Linked DNA regions of Homo sapiens: regions 1 and 3 are each linked to region 2. A link is a contact called in ENCODE Hi-C or POLR2A ChIA-PET data. All regions are on one chromosome and are shown on one strand. The core of a region is the stretch at or near the end of the contact, and the rest is flanking DNA. Distances in the headings are between cores, read along the strand shown.

What was found. A loop is a pair of places that touch in the nucleus more often than their neighbours do. ChIA-PET counts read pairs that join two places held with the same protein, here RNA polymerase II (POLR2A). Pooled maps may share reads with other maps.
Region 1: a map of endothelial cell of hepatic sinusoid shows a loop between it and region 2 (4-fold over the local background). The contact joins two enhancer-like sites. A Hi-C loop is called at or near these places in 5 of 168 maps with a recorded cell type or tissue (Right ventricle myocardium inferior, ascending aorta, cardiac septum and 2 more). POLR2A ChIA-PET finds 5 or more read pairs at or near these places in 3 of 52 experiments (A549, Panc1 and activated T-cell).
Region 3: a loop to region 2 is called in a map of Right ventricle myocardium inferior, with 9 times the contacts of the local background. The contact joins two enhancer-like sites. A Hi-C loop is called at or near these places in 3 of 168 maps with a recorded cell type or tissue (Right ventricle myocardium inferior, chondrocyte and heart left ventricle) and 4 of 50 pooled maps. POLR2A ChIA-PET finds 5 or more read pairs at or near these places in 1 of 52 experiments (K562).

Annotation. Positions count from the first base shown.
Region 1 is chr3:37,770,208-37,773,473 of GRCh38, forward strand. The region is part of intron 23 of ITGA9 (integrin subunit alpha 9); the gene reads left to right. The region is part of intron 3 of ITGA9-AS1 (ITGA9 antisense RNA 1); the gene reads right to left. Among named protein-coding and RNA genes, the nearest start is that of ITGA9-AS1, 90 kb to the right of the region's middle. Within about 2 kb of position 1,409, at least 11 of the 41 ENCODE cell types and tissues checked have a DNase peak (open chromatin) inside an H3K27ac peak, as active enhancers do.
Region 2 is chr3:37,735,064-37,738,687 of GRCh38, forward strand. ITGA9 (integrin subunit alpha 9) reads left to right here. Exons shown (of 28, transcript NM_002207.3): 20 at 1,841-1,920. Among named protein-coding and RNA genes, the nearest start is that of ITGA9-AS1, 120 kb to the right of the region's middle. Within about 2 kb of position 2,173, at least 2 of the 41 ENCODE cell types and tissues checked have a DNase peak (open chromatin) inside an H3K27ac peak, as active enhancers do.
Region 3 is chr3:37,689,590-37,693,049 of GRCh38, forward strand. The region is part of intron 18 of ITGA9 (integrin subunit alpha 9); the gene reads left to right. Among named protein-coding and RNA genes, the nearest start is that of ITGA9-AS1, 170 kb to the right of the region's middle. Within about 2 kb of position 2,067, at least 3 of the 41 ENCODE cell types and tissues checked have a DNase peak (open chromatin) inside an H3K27ac peak, as active enhancers do.

The DNA.
Region 1 (3,266 bases), core at 159-2,658, 34 kb after region 2:
GGTGCCGTAAGGATTCAGCATATGCCGTTCTCTAACATACTAATAGCACCTAATATTGTATTATTTCCATTGATATCTGAACTCAGTATAGAGATGGGACCATAAGCGATTTCCCAGGATGATGTGCTTGGAGCATGACACTTAGAAAAAAGATCAGAGGACTTTTCTGCCTCTTCAGTGTTCAAACCCAGGCACAGGGACTGTGTTTGGCTGCTCTGTTTGGGGCCCTGTGGGAGGAAACCTGTGTCCTCTCTCTTGCTCTGAGTCAACAGACAACTCTTAGAAGTGCCTGACTGAGCCTACAACATGGAAATGCCATTTCCTCCAAGCCGTTTATCTGACCACCTCAGCCTGGAAAGTAACAGCTCTTGACTTCCCTTCTCCACCTGGGATCAGATGACGACAACATTTGAAACAAAGGGTCTGCTCTCTTTCTCAGTATCACACCTATGGAATCAGCCCTGATTCACACTTCAAACCCACTACTTCATGAAGCAAGGTCTTGCCAGATCCCCTAGAGTGAACAGGGGATTCTTTATCCTCTCACAGGCCTGGCACCGTGGTGGCTTCTGACCATGACAGCTCCTTTCACTGAGGCTGACCCAGACTCTGCCACCAAGTGATGGCCACTCCTTGGGCTCCCACAGCCAGGGTTCCTGACAGCTTCCCCAGTCACCACCATTTCATGGTTTCAGTTTGCACAATGTCCTCTTTGGGGTAAAGGGGAGGACAGATGCCAACAGAAAACCCTCAGTACCTGCCTTGGTAGAATACAGCCTTGTCACTGTGTCCTGCATCCTCCTTTCCTTGTTTGGGTGCCTGGTGAAGTCCTTTTGTTCAAATTCTAATAGCCATGGACCTCTGCCAGCTCCCAGAGGCCCTGAGAGATAAGCAGCCATGTCATGAGAAGCATTTGGACTCCGGTAGCCTGGGAAATAAATGAGGACTGACTGGGCAGAGAAGAGCAAGGGGGCGATGGCCACAGAGTCCTTAGCCAGCCAAGGAAATGACATTGTTGGTCATTGGCCGGGGATGCTTGGGTTGTCTGCAACACATGAAAAAAGCATCATGTCCCCTTGACTTTGAGCAAAGAGTGCGGTTAAAACCAAGTTGTGGGAGGATGGATAGTCAGTAATTGTTTATCTGTGTGATGAGATAAGGTAGTCCCCTGCTGTAATGAAAATGCACAGACAGTTCATGAAGTGAGGAATTAGCAACTAAGGACAACCTGAGTGACTACATGGGCCAACATCCTCATGTGTAGATGAGGAAACTGAGGCCCTGGAGACCCAAACTGGCACGGCTGTTAGCAGGCAGAGCTAGGGCTGAAGCCAGGACTATTGAGTATTCATCAAGAGCGTCTGTACCACAGAACTTCACTGGGGCCCGGACATGACCTTGGACAAGTCGCTGAACTCGGGGACCTCTGTTTCCTTATCTGTCAGCTGAGGCCACAAGGACTGCATGATCTCGCAGCTGCCTTCCAGAAACAACATTCCAGAATGCTCTGTTCCCCCCTTCCAGCCCAAGAGACTGTGCAGAATAGGCCTCTTCTCAGTCAGCAGGCACTTTTGTCTCCCATGGTCTAGGCAGGAGTCATTTTTTTTTGCTACAGTGGTGGAAATGGGTCAGGCTGGAGAATGCTGAGGTTTCCAGGCTAGTGGTTTCTTCCTCTGACCACAGTAAGAGGAAAGGAAGCTTTCCCTCCACCTCTACTCCTCTGTGACTCCTGCCCCAGCCCCATCCTCAGCTTCCACCTAAGAGGTAGTGCAGGAAAGTGGTGATAAGCAGATGTCTGCAGCTGTGTGACGTGTGTCCCAGCCCAGTTCTGTGGCCTGCTACCTGGGGAGCCTCTGGTTGTAATTGGGCCTCCTGTTGCCTCTCAGCTTGCCTCCATCTGTAAAATGGGGACAGTAGGCCAGGGGCTGTGGCTCACACCTGTAATCTCAACACTTTGGGAGGCCAAGGCAGGTGGATCTCCTGAGGTCAGGAGTTCAAGACCAGCCTGACCAATATGGTGAAACCCCATCTCTACTAAAAATCCAAAAAGCTTAGCCAGGCATGGTGGCGTGTGCCTGTAATTCCAGCTACTGGGGAGGGTGAGGCAGGAGAATTACTTGAACCCAGGAGGCAGAGGTTTCAGTGAGCCAAGATCGCACCACTGCACTACAGCCTGGGTAACAGAGCAAGACTCCATCTCAAAAAAAAAACAAAAATGTGGGGACAGTAATAGCACCTGCTTCAGGGAACTGCTGTGAGGACTGAATGTTAATGTGTGGAAAGCACCGAGAGCCTGGCGTGCAGTAAGGGCCATGCAAGTGTTAGGTGCCGTTGTCATGGCTGTCACATTGGTACCTGTTCAACACACTTAGAGGACCGCCTCCCTCCACCTTGATGACCCTTGGTAGGTACTGAGTTCCTGAGTTTTAGCTGAGGACTGAAGGTGTGACTGCAATAGGATTAGCTGGTCTGAATCAGACTTATGTAGCACCAGGCAACCTTCAATCTCCTTTTGAAAGGGGACCACCCTGAACCTTTCAGAAAAACGTTGCTTTCCCCGATTGAAGTGATTCCCATGTAACCACAGTCGGGAGCACAACTGGCCAAGATTTTCATTCACCGCAGACTCAGTCCTCATTTCCCCTTTCCAGATCCCACCAGGGGCAGATGAGGTGTCACATTGCATCACATCACGCCATCGCCATTACCCTGTTCACAGGCCACCCCAGAAACTCCCGGCGGGAGACAGAAACTAACTTCTGAGCTGTGACTCTGCCCCTTGGGGTTGACACTGAGGCTTAGGCTGTTTCTCACTCGCTTGCCCTGCCTTTCCCAGCTCCCTGCCCCTCTCCGCTGGCGTCTTGTGGCCAGATGACAGTGCTAGCTCTTCACACCTGAAGCACATTAGCAACACTGGCTGGGCTGGAGCTCTGCTCCCAAGCTTCCTCTCCCTGCCTAGAAACCTGAAGCACCGATGTGCAGAGCAAGGAGGAACTCTGCTCCCACGCCTGATTTTAATGAGGGATGGATGCATCCTGCAGGGCTCAGAGGTTCTGTTTCTCTAAACCCAGACCAAATGTGTTTGGGTGGCCAGGCCTCGTAATCTCAGCAGAGGAATGTGCATGCCACAGGGCTGCAGAAAACAGTTTCCAGCGGTCTGTCAGCAGATGTCCACTCCAGAAGACAGACAGGGAATTTGGAGACCTACAGGCTTTGGAGTGAAAAAGTGATGGATATTAAGAGCACAACTACACACATTCGGATTC
Region 2 (3,624 bases), core at 923-3,422:
TGCTAAGCCTCATGGCTATACTTTGGCTTACCTTGGATGGCCATGTATTTCTCTCTCTCACAGCCTGCCCAGTTTCTGACATTCTGTTCTTCCAGGCCTCCATCCCTGATTTTGGCTTCTCACCCAATTCTTTTGCCTGTCATCTCACTGTGCTCTTTAATGTTTTTAATTTAATTCAGATCTCCTCCCAGTGCTGACTCTACACCAGTCAAGACCCTGCCTCTCTCTTCCTTCTTGTCCTCTTCCCGCCCTGTCTCCATGCCTGCCCCCCACCCCACAGTAAGCTGACCAGTCCCACAGCAACAGAAATTTCTGTCTAGAAAGAGATGTCCATGTTCACTGTAGATGATGGTCCATTGTAATGGACCAATGTCCGTTGCTTTCAGGAAACATTCAGTAGAATTCAGTGTTGCAAATATTAGACCATTGCCTAGAATTCACCATAATGGAACCCAAAGGTTTAGACATTGTATAAGTTATAGGCTCTCAAAATTTGATGAAATTTAAGAACCGTTTTGTCCAACCTCCTTTTTTTATTGAAATGCAAAGACAGTATCTTAGCCAAGATCACAGTCAGTTTGTGGTGGAACCTGGTCCTGTGACCCCTACCCAAGGGTTCCTCCCACATTCTCACACATGCCTGACATGTATATGGTGAACACCATTTACTTAGGGCAGTGCCCCCTACTCACAGGATGTTCACCACTAAGTGGTACACTAGATAATTTTAGATGGTTCATGAAATTATCGTGGGTGATACGTGGACGCAGCACTGAACAACATTGACCCTAACAGTGACCCTTTTCACCTTAGTCAGTTCAGTCATCTATAACAAATTACCCTGGGCTGGGTGGTTTAAACAACAGACATGTATTTCTCACAGTTCTTAAGGCTGAGAAGTTCAAGGTCATGGTCCCGGCAGATTCAGTTCCTGGCGAGAGTTCTCTTCCTGGTTCATAAACAGAACCTTCTCTATGTGTGCCCATCTGGCTTTCCCTTGGTGTGTGTGCATGGAGAGAGAGAGATCTCTTTGTCTTCTCTTCTTCTGAGTGCACTAATTCCATCATGAAGGCCTCACCCTCATCTAAACCTAAGTACCTTCCAAAGACCCCATCTCCACATACCATCACATAGGGGGGTTAGGCCTTCCACATATTAATTTGAGGAGTGGCGGGGGGACACAAACATTCAGCGCATAAGACTTTTCAATAGTCTTCCAATCCTAGCCACACTCAGGAGAACGTCTCCAATCCTGCTAGCACATCTTTAACACTTCTCTATCACCAGCAAATCTCCCTTTTCAACAAAGATGGAGTAGACCTTAGGCTCAGAGGCTTCCAAAGGCAACAGAGTTCAGCATTGCTCTGTTTTCATTGTGTTCATTTTTACAACTACCTTCTCTTTTTGGCAAGTGATCCTGGATTCCCATCTATGACAGTGATATAAATTGTTCTTTTAAAACAATCTTTAAACTAAAAGAGTAAGGCAACAAAAATATGAACAAATATCCCAGGTGATGTAATTTGCAGATGTGGCAGAAATTGAAAAGATGGTATGTGAGTGAAACTTAGAAAGTCCCGGTTAAAGAGTGTAAACGCATCACTTCCTAAGGAGAGCCTCGGTGGCGGAACAGGAGCAGCAGGTCTCTGGCCAGAGTATGTGTCAGGCTTGGTTTTACTGTTAAAGCTGTGACTTTGGCCTGACAGTCAGAAAGCTATACATAAAACTAAAGCTTATCATGCAAATGAGCTTCCAGAGGTCATAAACTGCAGAAGATGGAAGAGAACAGTTTAAGTTTGGAATGCCTGCTGATGCCAAATACCACTTCCTTTTTCACTAGTATGAATTCAGCGTGATCTTTGATACAAGCCACCTGTCTGGGGAAGAGGAAGTTCTCAGCTTCATTGTTACTGCTCAGAGGTAAGGGGGGGGTTTAAACACTTTTTTCAAAGATGAGAGATTTATGGGACCAGGAAAGGATGTGTCCTGGTTAAGCTTTGATGAATCCCAGGATGCTGAGGAGGAAGAAATGGTTACTCAGTGATAAAGCCTTGAGCCGCAAAGTGGAATTGGATTTCTTGGGGATGGTGGTTGCCTAGTGCTGCTTGCATAGCCGCCACTGCAGATTGAACTGAGAGGAACTGGGCATCAGCCACTCAGAGGTGATGATTCTACAGCTGAGGAGAGACAGGCCCAGGGGGGTGAGGCTCTAGTCCAAGGTCAGTTCCCACTTGGCTGTGTATTTCCCAGATCAGACAGATGTCCTCTGCAAATTGTCTGGCTGGGCCCACTGCTGCTTTTGGACATGGTGCTGTATCCCTTGATGGAGTGGGCAGGTCACCTGCAGCCTGAGGGCCTGGCTGAGCCTGTTGGCAGAGGCCCCAAGAGATGCTACTCAAGAGAGGGCTTAATTTGGAAGCCAAGTGGATGGATAGGAAAGGGGATCGTGGGGTGGCAGCTTCTCCCCTCAGTAGCATGTGCCCGCCCCTCTCCAGGATAGCCATGAGTGCCTGTGGGGGCTTCTGGGGAGTTACAAGATGCCTTCTCCAGGGCAGATCCAGCATGCCTTGAAGCAGCATCTAGGTAGCACTTGGCTGGCAGCTCCAGTGGAGGGAGGGGCGTTCAGGTGGGTGAACAGGGAGACACAAGCTTTGATTGGGGTGGTGGTTGGACACCCAAGGCAACCTTTTCATTTTCACTTGGAAATGATCTTAAACTTAACAGAAGTCTTACAAGAATAGTGCAAGGAACTCCTATATACCCTTTACCCAGATTCACCCAGTGTTAACATTTTGCCTCATCTATTTTATCATCCTCTTTCTATATAATTTTTTTTGTTAACCATGTGAAAGTTGCAGAAATCATGCCTCTTGATTCATAAATACTTCAGTGTGCATTCCCAAGAATGAGGCTGTTCTCTTAATAAACTGTAGTATAGTTATCACATTCAGGAAATTGAACATTGACACTATGCTATTAGCTAATCCGCAGTTTATGTTCTGATTATGCCAGTTATCCCAATAATGTCTTTTTAGCCGCTTCTTTTTACTGGTCCACAAGACTTGGTTATTTTCTATTGACACTATTTTCAAGATCACATAATTTACATCACATAAAACATGACTGTGATCTAATAGAAGCCTATGCAAAGCATAGATAGGGTAGACTTCATTCCCATTGCACAAAATCCAGAAGGGCTTCAGTGGGGAGGTAGCATTTAAACAGAGGAGTCTGTTTTCAGGCTGAAGCAACATGGGCACGGCAGTGAGGCTGTCCATGGGGCAAGAAGCCCTGTTACACCTGTGTAGGTGGTGGGCACGAGAGTGTACTGGGGATTCGTGCACCTTCTCAGAAGAAGGATGGGGAGCACACAAGCACAGTGGGAATGGGGCTGAAAGAGGAGCCTGGGCGCTAAACCATGGGGGACAAAGGTCACCTAGAAAATCTGAACTATATCCTGATGGCACTGAGGAGCCACTGAAAGTTTTTGAAAAGGGGAGTGGCACAGTGCAACAGCTTGGCCCCAGAGCATGAGGTTGATGAATTTGATAAGGGGCGGCAGATGCCCATTCAAACCTGAAAATTCTCATTCTCTTGCCATTTCTTGGATCCACAGAACACTCG
Region 3 (3,460 bases), core at 817-3,316, 46 kb before region 2:
GGGGGGTGCTGCATGGTTAAAAAGGAGCATAAGGAAGAATAGATAACCACTGCATCACACCAGGGTCACCATTCACACTGGGTTCCATGTAAACGACACCTCCACAGAATATAATGTGAGTGGTGTCCCTGGAGATGTACAGCTCTATGGCCCTGGAGTCAAGGTAAAGCCTCATTTTAATTTTTTGCCCTGGAGCCGTTTGGCACAAAGGACTTTGGCTCTTCTTGCCTTTGTCAAACAGCCATGAATTTGTTTGGACAGCAGTTGTTGAATGCCTGCTAAATGCTAGGGACTGTTCCAGCCACAAGGAGACACAAAGATCTAGTCCCTGCTCCCAGGGAGCTCATGGCCTATTGGGGCCAAAGGCATGTCAGTAAGCAATTAAAGCACAAGGTGCCAGCTGCTCTACAGAGGTGCTGAAACGTTGTTTGAAGCACAGATATGACAAGGTGAAGCAAGTCATTACCACAGTGGCTAGTGCCATGTTGGACAGAATCCTTGGATAAGTGCTTAAGGTACATGGATGAGCCTCCAAAGGATCTGATGTCAGCTGATTCCTACATTGCAGAGCTAGGGTGGGTGGAATGAGTCAGTTTATTTGGCTGGTGAAGGAGGAACCTAGGTTGGAGCAGGGATGAGAGGGTAGAAGAGAGCAAAGGAGGAGGGGCAGGAGAGAACCCGGTAGGATGGAAAGAGGCTGCCCATGTTGAACAAAGGGCCAGTAACATTTCTGGTGGCAGGGAGATGTCAGGACATTTTAGAAATCTGATGCCTGCTGTTACAGGCCTGTCAGGACTTTACCACTCATAGGTTCTAAGAAATCTCCCCTCCCCACCTCATTCTGTTTTGTTTTTAGCCCATTCTGGATTTCTGCACTCATGCATGCCTCATGTGACCAGGGATAGGCAGGGAGAAAAACTCAAGGGGCTGGGGTTATGTGTACATCTTCATGGTATTGACTGTTATGGCATGCATGGAAACAGACCTGGACATGAAAGGATAAGCTTCAAGCCAGGTGCATGAGGGCTCCCAGCTGACTTTTGGGTGCAAACAGGATGCAACAGCTTGCCACAGAGTGATAGAGGAGGCCATGCTAGGAGAGAAGGGAGAACAAGCAGGGCAGGCACCCTGGCCCGACTCTTACACACAGTGTGAGATGCTCTCTTGGTTTGGGTCTCCCAGATGGCGAGGAATTCAGGGAAATTTCTTTATTTGGGAGATGCAAGAAATAATGGTAGGGGGTTGAAGTGATATAGTAGGGAGGTGAAACAATGGTAGGGAGGTGAAGTTATATAGGCAGGAGGCAGTGAATGAAAAGTGAGCTGTTAAACCAACTACTACAGTGGGCAATGGGGCTTATTCCTGCAGGGCAACACTAGGAAGAGTAAGGGAGCTGGGGGTTTTATACTCCTTTCCCCAAGTGTCAAGAATTGAGGTCTCCTGGGGCTATTTATATTCTCCAGTACTCCTGCCCTCCCATATGCATGGCAGGAGAGACCTACATGGTTTTGGAAAAATGCTCTTGGGTGCAGAGATGCCGTAATATAGCCCCTGGCAGCTGGAAGTGGGCTGGAGCACCCTGAGAGTGCAAGTAATGTGGTCAGGGCTCACCAGCCTCTGCCAGAGAGGCCCACAGGATTAGAAGTATCTCTAACCTGAGCACCTCACTTTCTAGACTCCTAGAAGTTGTGGGTTGGTCTGATAGAGCCTCGCTGAGGTTCTTATACAAGATCTAGTAGCATACACCTCACAGTGTGCAGGAGTTGGGTGAGGCAGGTGTGGTATGTGGGTGAAGAGGACCAGGGTGGGGCAGGAGGAAGCAGTGAAGACAGTGGGAAGATGGAGGGTTCCAGCTTCACCCACAGGGCAGCAGGCTCACAGCAGCATTCAGTGGTTGCCAGGTGGGAGTGAGGCCCAGCACACTCTATTTTCTAATAAAACCGAGAGATCTTATGACTTTGGCAGCTAATTAAAATGTTTTCTGAACATCGTATGAGCCAAACAAAACATGTCCAGTGACCACCTCCAGCCTGCAGGCCACCAGCCTGTGACCTCCAGCCTGGCTGTTTTCCGTATGTTCTAGTCCGGATCTGCATTTCTGGTAGAACTAGTCTGTCTGCAGCCTTACTGTGTTTCATGTTCTCCCCTTGGCAACAGATAAATTAGTCAAAGAGATGAGAGTTTGGGGCTTCAAGTGTCCGAGTGTCTGGGGAAGGAGAGGAGTGGAGAGGGTCAACCGGAATGTAGTGTCCATGGAATTTTTAGAACTCATGATGTTTTGAAAACTATTTGCTGGCTGGAATATTTGTACTTCACAGTGATTGCAAGAAGCAGCTAAACTGGAGTTTGAATTTTAGAAGCTGCTAGAAGTAAAATAACAGGCAACCAGTGTGAAATAGAGGGAAAGTGTAGCTTTGGTGACCAGCAGATGCAGAGTTGAGATTCCAACTCTGTTTCTTGTGGCCAGTGTGGCCTTGGCTCAAGGGTCTTCTCTCTGTGCCTCAGTTTCTTTCTCTATAAAGTGGGATTGTGCCAAGGATTAAATGAGTCCTACACCATCATGTACAGTCCCACTTGTATATGATGGGTACTACCATGGTAGTCCCGACTCTGCCACACATGAGCTTATACTTTATAGCTCATTCATTTACTCAGAAGAGATATACTGATCACCTACTTCAGACCAAGATTAAATGCTGAGGGGGAAGAGGAAAATAAGGCAAGAATATAAAACATAGAATGTATGTCAGGGGGTGATAACTCTTCCTTTTAAGCCAAAAATTATCAGTCATTGTCTTAATGAAGGATTGAGAGAGAGAGAGAGTGTGTGTGTGTGTGTGTGTGTGTGTGTGTGTCTACATACTGTAAAAAAAAATAGAGACAGTGTTAAACTGAACATTTTTTAATTTAATGAGTTGCTTGTACTTAAGAAAATAAAATTATATGAAAATTAATGTGAAGCAGTAAATATAGGTCAGTTCAATAAATGTCTGTGTTGGCTTTTGTGACTCCTGATTTTTTTAAAATAATGCTTGTTGATTTTTTTTTTCCATTTACTTACCATTTGCTTAAGTATTGGAGTTTTTGGTTTAGGGATATTGACTTTTTAAAACCAAGATATATAATTGTTCAAATATGTGATGCACGTAATACATAATAGCGAAGTTTAGATAATGAGGAGAATAATGCCCTCCAAAAACAATGGCAGGGGGCTAGGTCCTGACTCTTTCAGACTGGGCAGGGAGGCATCTGGCCCAAAGGGCTGGAGGAGTGCGGTATGGGATTCAGACTTTTTATCAGGTAGGCAGTAAGTGAGGTCTTGACTGAGAGAACAGAGAACGAAGAACAGAGGCTAGAGACATCTTAGAGGAAGAACAAAGAAACAGTGCTGACAGGCCAGGAAGGTCAGAGACTCAGTGTTGGGACTGCTGGAAGAAAGACAAGTGAGGAAGAGGGGTGA